Linked DNA regions of Homo sapiens: region 2 is linked to region 1. The links are chromatin contacts, found by Hi-C or POLR2A ChIA-PET in ENCODE. All regions are on one chromosome and are shown on one strand. Each heading gives the region's core, a stretch centred on a gene start or an enhancer-like site at or near the end of the contact. The rest is flanking DNA. Distances are from core to core; before and after follow the strand shown. Region 1 overlaps UBASH3A (ubiquitin associated and SH3 domain containing A). Region 2 has its middle 31 kb from the start of ABCG1.

The links. A loop is a pair of places that touch in the nucleus more often than their neighbours do. ChIA-PET counts read pairs that join two places held with the same protein, here RNA polymerase II (POLR2A). Pooled maps may share reads with other maps.
Region 2: a pooled map shows a loop between it and region 1 (6-fold over the local background). The contact joins two enhancer-like sites. A Hi-C loop is called at or near these places in 1 of 168 maps with a recorded cell type or tissue (natural killer cell) and 10 of 50 pooled maps. POLR2A ChIA-PET finds 5 or more read pairs at or near these places in 1 of 52 experiments (activated CD4-positive, alpha-beta memory T cell).

The regions. Positions count from the first base shown.
Region 1 is chr21:42,424,389-42,427,250 of GRCh38, reverse strand. UBASH3A (ubiquitin associated and SH3 domain containing A) reads right to left here. Exons shown (of 15, transcript NM_018961.4): 8 at 431-554. Among named protein-coding and RNA genes, the nearest start is that of UBASH3A, 22 kb to the right of the region's middle. Within about 2 kb of position 1,355, at least 6 of the 41 ENCODE cell types and tissues checked have a DNase peak (open chromatin) inside an H3K27ac peak, as active enhancers do; they include natural killer cell, where a contact is called at or near this core.
Region 2 is chr21:42,186,951-42,189,812 of GRCh38, reverse strand. No RefSeq gene overlaps it. Among named protein-coding and RNA genes, the nearest start is that of ABCG1, 31 kb to the left of the region's middle. RefSeq lists enhancers at 1,177-1,336, 1,477-1,716. Within about 2 kb of position 1,377, at least 19 of the 41 ENCODE cell types and tissues checked have a DNase peak (open chromatin) inside an H3K27ac peak, as active enhancers do; they include natural killer cell, where a contact is called at or near this core.

The DNA.
Region 1 (2,862 bases), core at 106-2,605:
GAGGGTGGCCAGCTCGGGGTGCCCTGCTGTGCCCTGGACCCTGGCCTGAGTCTGCTGACCCCCAGGTTATGGAGAGTTTTGCCTCAAAAGATGAGGGGCCAAGGCACCGGGGCAGGTGACGTCTTGGGGACCTCTTGGCTCATGAATGAGGGAATGGGATGAGAACTCGGGATTCAGCTGCCTTGAGGAGCTCAAGGTGGGGCACTCTGCCATGAAGGGGTGGCTCCCTGTCTGCCCAGAGCAGACAGACCAGGGCAGGACCCCCGGCACCCTCAGACCTGGGAGGCCCCCTTGCTGACCACGCTCTAGGGCAGGGAGGATGTGTCTATGGAACAAAAGCTACACCTACGAAGCTGTGTCCACCGTGAAGTTAATACAAAGTGTAGTTTTGCTTAGTTTACTTAAAAGAAAAAAGGGAATGTTCTATTACCTGCAAGGCCTGTAAGCTGCTAAGACTCCTTGCCGTTTGTGGAAGAAATTCCCCGCTGCATCTGCTGCTGGCTTCACCATCCTTTCTGGAGTTCAGGTCTGTGGCTAGACTGAAGGTGTACATCCTGCAGGGGAAGGAAAGCACGGCTTGAACAGAAGTGAGACCATGTTGTTGCCATGGAGACCCAGCATCTGGTCATGTATGTACTTGAGAATGTCCGGGACAACCTCAGCAGAAAGGTTCCCATGAGCACAAAATGAAGTAGCGTGTGCAAAGTGCTCAGGACTCAGGAAGTGTGGATGATGTGTTTGTTTTATTACAATGATCACCGTCTATGATGGGTAATTTTACATGTCAACGTGGCTAGGCCACAGTACCCAGGTATTGGGTCAAATGTTATTTTAGATGTCACTGTGAAGGTATTTTTTTAGAATGAGATTAACATTTAAGTCACTAGGCTGAGTAAAGCAGAGACCACCCTTCAGATGATGGGGCTGTTGGACTCCATGGTGCTGGCTCAATCTTTTTAAATAGCTGAAAGTCCTTATTAAAAACATTTAAAGCTTTTTAAATCAGAAAATGGTCCTTGAATGTCTCGACACATCACTGTGAGTGGGTCTCATCCAACCAGTTGAAGGCCTTAAGAGGAAACGAACTGGGGTCCCATGAGGAAGGGGAAATCCTGCCTCCAGACCACCTTTGGACTTGAGCTGTAACCTCAACTCTTCCCAGGGTCTCCCATCTGCCAGCCTGCCCTGCAAATTGTGCACTTGCCAGGCTCACAGTCTTGAACCAATTCCTTCAACTAGATCTCTCTCTCTCTTTCTCTCTCGGTCACTCTCTGTCTCTCTGTCTTTGTCTCTGTCTCTGTCTGTGGGGAACCCTGACTAATACACCATCCCCTTTGATCCACTCTGGGAGGAACTGACACACCACCACAGTTTACTGTTCTCAGCCATGCACAGGGCATGTTTCTATTTATCCAGCCCATTTGCAAATGTTTGCATTTCTCCCATAGAGGTCTCAAGTCCCCACATTCTCATAAAACCAGCAGTAGCTCCCACTCCTCCACCGAGACCCGTCCAGAGCCAGGAAGGGCATCTTTTCTTCTGCATCTCAGCATCTGCGTTACACATGATCTTCTCACACTATTACCTGCCCTGTCTCCATCTATAAACTATGGCAGGTCCAGGCCAATTTACTTTGCATCTTCTCAAGCTGTCAGATGCCATTAGATAGGAAATGCACACTTGAGTTGATCCTAAGTAGACCAAGAATATAGATAGTCTCATTGGAACAATCGACAGTTTCCTCTTCAAATTAACATGCTCAGAGCAGTGAGGCACAATTCATAGCCCCACATTAGCACAGGAAATATTGGTTGGTTTCCCCTTCCTGAGGGCAAGGCGAGGGCACCCACAGCCTCCCTGCGGCTCGCTCTGCAGACAGTAGGGCTTTGCTATCAACTGATGACATCTGTGAGGTTTACAGAGAGAAACGGAGTGCATTTTGCTAGTCTTTCAAATGAAATACAATCAAGATTATGCTGTGAACATGGGTGACGGAAGGAGAAAGAAAAGAGCTTAGCATTTTCACATTTCCATTTTTCTCTTTGACTTAAGAGAGCCTCTTGACAGTAACTTACACCATGAAACAGATGTGTTTGAATTCTCCCTGGTTCTTAAAAGGACATAGCTGCCATCTGGGGGTTGCATCACTACGTCCCTGTGTTCATTTCCTGGGGCGGCCATAACAAAGTCCCACAGCTGAGCGGCTTCAACGACAGCCACAGATGCCCTCATAGTCCTGGAGGCTGCGAGTCTGAGGTCAAGCCACCATTGAGGCTGGTCTCTCTTGAGGCCTCTCTCCTTGGCTTGTAGACAGGTACTTCTCCTCGTTTCCTCACAGGCTGTCCCTCTGTGTGTGTCTGTGTCCTCATTTCTTCTTATAAGGACACCAGACATATTGGATCAGGGCCCACTCTAATGCCCTCATTTGAACTTAGTCACCTCTTTAAAGACCCTGTCTCCAAATAAGTTCACATTCTGAGGTGTTAGGGGTCAGGACCTCCACATATGAATGTTGGCAGAATGCAATTTAGCCCTTAATTGTACCTTTCTTATGTCTGAGATATTTGCTGTAAACTTGCTCTGAGGTTTTTGAAGTAATCTGCTGTGTCTGTCTTCAGTGTTGGGAAAGTCCTCATCTTGACTGGGGGATGGCACTTATTCTCCCGAGCCCTCACACTCAAGCCCCCCTGTTGTTTGTCCCACAGGGGTGCTCCCCTCTGCTCTCCTGGACAGAGGATTGGAAGCTGCTGTGGTTTGTGAATACGGTCCTCCATCACCAGTCTCTCCAGGCCATCTCTGATCTTCAAAGCAATGGACAAACATTACAGTGTGATTTTGCGGTAGATAAGTCCAAAGAATCCC
Region 2 (2,862 bases), core at 128-2,627, 240 kb after region 1:
GCACATAAATCTAAAAATGTTCTATGCCAAATGGCATCTATGCAATGTCAGGGAAAAAGCAGGCAGTCATGTTCTGGGGAAAAGGTTTTGTTTTCTGTACACAAAATTAAGTCTAGTCTAGAGAGCTGAAATCACTAGTTTTAAAAAGTTGAATGTTTCCCACTTCCGTGTCCAGAAAAACTTAGCTACAAAGTATATTTACAGCCACTGTATATTGCACTTGAGTTGCTTCTGCAATTTTATGTTGCCATACTTCATAACTCTTCAAAGTTGTATAGACACTAATATATTTTGGGACATTAAATAATATATTGTCAACTGATTTACAACATAATTTAAAAGATGTATTATAACTGAAATGTAACAATTCAATCATTCTTTTCTTTTTTTTTTTGAGATGGAGTTTCACTCCTGTCACCCAGACTGGAGTGCAGTGGCACAATCTCAGCTCACTGCAACCTCCACCTACTGGGTTCAAGCAATTCTCCTGCCTCAGACTCCCAAGTGGCTGGAACTGCAGGTGTGCGCTGCCACGCCTGGCTGATTTTTTGTATTTTTAGCAGAGATGGGGTTCCGCCATATTGGCTAGGCTGGTCTCGAACTTCTAACCTCAGGTGATCCGCCCGCCTCAGCCTCCCAAAGTACTGGGATTACAGGCGTGAGCCACTGCGCCCAGCCCAATCATTGTCAATTTAAAGTGTTTTTCATTCATAACTGTCCCCTAAAATGATAGGTGTCAGTGAGTCTGGGAACTTCTCCATAAGCAGTTATTGAAGGGCAAACAAATGATTAAAGCTCTCAAGGGGAGTTTCCTGGGAATTCTAGGATAGCAGAGGATCTTGGCTGACTGCGATATTCGTGCCACCCCATTGCAAGAGTGTGCACCATGGCACAGCTCATATCAGAGGCTGAGACAGGGAACTGTTGTCCCGGAAGCATTCACAGGGCTTGCAACCTGCTTCCCAGCAGATGCAAGTGTTGGGCCTGGAGCTCGTGTGGGAAGGACTGACTTCTGAACCCACAAACATCAACTTTCCACTGAAATCCACTGCAAAATGTCCATGCCTCTTAAATTGAAAAAAAAATCTTTTTAGCAACATAACTGAGCTCAACCAATATGAAGCAACCATATGTAGGACATCTTTTTGAATGAAGGAAGGAATGAATCAATGATGAACAGATAGATAAAGAGATAGATAGATGATAGATACATAGATAGGTAGGCAGAGAGAGAGAGATGATAGATTTCTAAATGAGTAAATGCCTTGCCCAGCCCCCTTCTCCCTGGGCTATGTCTGACTTCCGCTCGTGGTTTCCATCTTAGCCCACAGCCAAAGCTCTTCCTGGTTGCTCAGTCTTAGAGCCAACTTCTTAACTACTGGCTGTCTCGCTGTTGCAGCCTAGGCTGTGTGACTTGATCACAGGAAATACACTGGTTTCTCTTTCTGGCTGAGTTGTTGCTAACACTCCTGCAGCCCTTCTCTAACTGCAGAAGAGAAGGAGACAGTCGGCGAGGCCTCCACAAACTAAAAGCCTAGCAGTTCCAGACTGTGGGTGGTGGACAGTTTCATACTTTCTCCCAAGCAGATGTCTGTAAACTGCTTCCATTATTATGAAAGCAGTAACTACCTGTTACCAAGTGACTGCCCCGCGCTCAGCACTTTACTCTCAGCGCAGCCTAGCACTGTGGGGATTATTTAGGGTGGCTTTGCCAGGACTGGGAAGGAGGGGAGAGGAGTTCCTGGAAAGTGGGAATTTCAGTGCTAAAACCAGGACAAGTTGGTCCCTCCAAAGTGATTCCCATTTTCCAGGTGAGGTAACTGAGGCACAGAGGAGCCCCTGGCTTGTCTAGGGCACACAGCCAGTGGGGCAGCTGACTTCTGACCTCGTTTACTCTGATTCTAGGGCCTGTGCTAGGAAGCATGGACTTCCTCCTGCATGTTCGTATCCACATAGAACGGTCCAGTTGTCTTTCTCAATGGTCCAGACACAAGCTTTCGGGCCCTGGGTGAACCCTGAAAGACATAAGGAATAGACATGAGCTGCAGCGTTCAGCCCCCCTGTGGGGTACCCACCTGCCCCTGCTGGGGTACATACAATCTGAGTCAGCTGCCCCCACCAAAGGATGCCTCCCAATCTCCCCCAGCTCTCACCTCTACACCAGGCCTCCCCTCCATGAGCACGACCCTCACCCTGCTCAAACTCCTGCACCTCCTCTGACTCAGGGTACTGCCCTGTCCATGCCAGAATAGAACCCTATCCTGCTCAGCCCACCTCATGACTTTAGGACCAAATTATTCAGAAAACAAAAAGAAGCGGAAGATCTCTTTCGAAAAAATAGGATAAATTATAACAAAATAAAGATATATGAAACAATGCTTCTAGCCTTTTTCACTCCCAATGCACGTATCAGATACTTAAAAATTGGGTGTATTTCTGCTATGGACTCCCAAAATCCACGTGCTGAACCCCTGATTTCCAATGTGGTGGTATTTGGAGGTGCTGCATTGGGGAGGAGATAAGGTCACGAGGGTGGGGCTCTCATGTTTGGATTGGTGCCCTATACAAAGAGAGAGACACCAGCATGTTCATGCTCTCTCAACCCTAACCATGGGAGACACAGCAAGAAGTCTTCTGTTGGCCAGTCACGAAGAGGGCCCCCACCAGACCCTGACCCTGCCACCACCCTGATCTCACACTTCCCAGGCTCTGGAACTGGGAGCCTGTTGCTTTTGAGCCACCCAGTCCCCATGGCGGCCTAAGCTGACTGAGACAGAAAGTGGCCCTGAGGAGTGGGATGCTGCTGTAACCAAGAACCACAAATATGGATGCAGCTTTGGAGCTTGGTGATGAGTGGAGGCT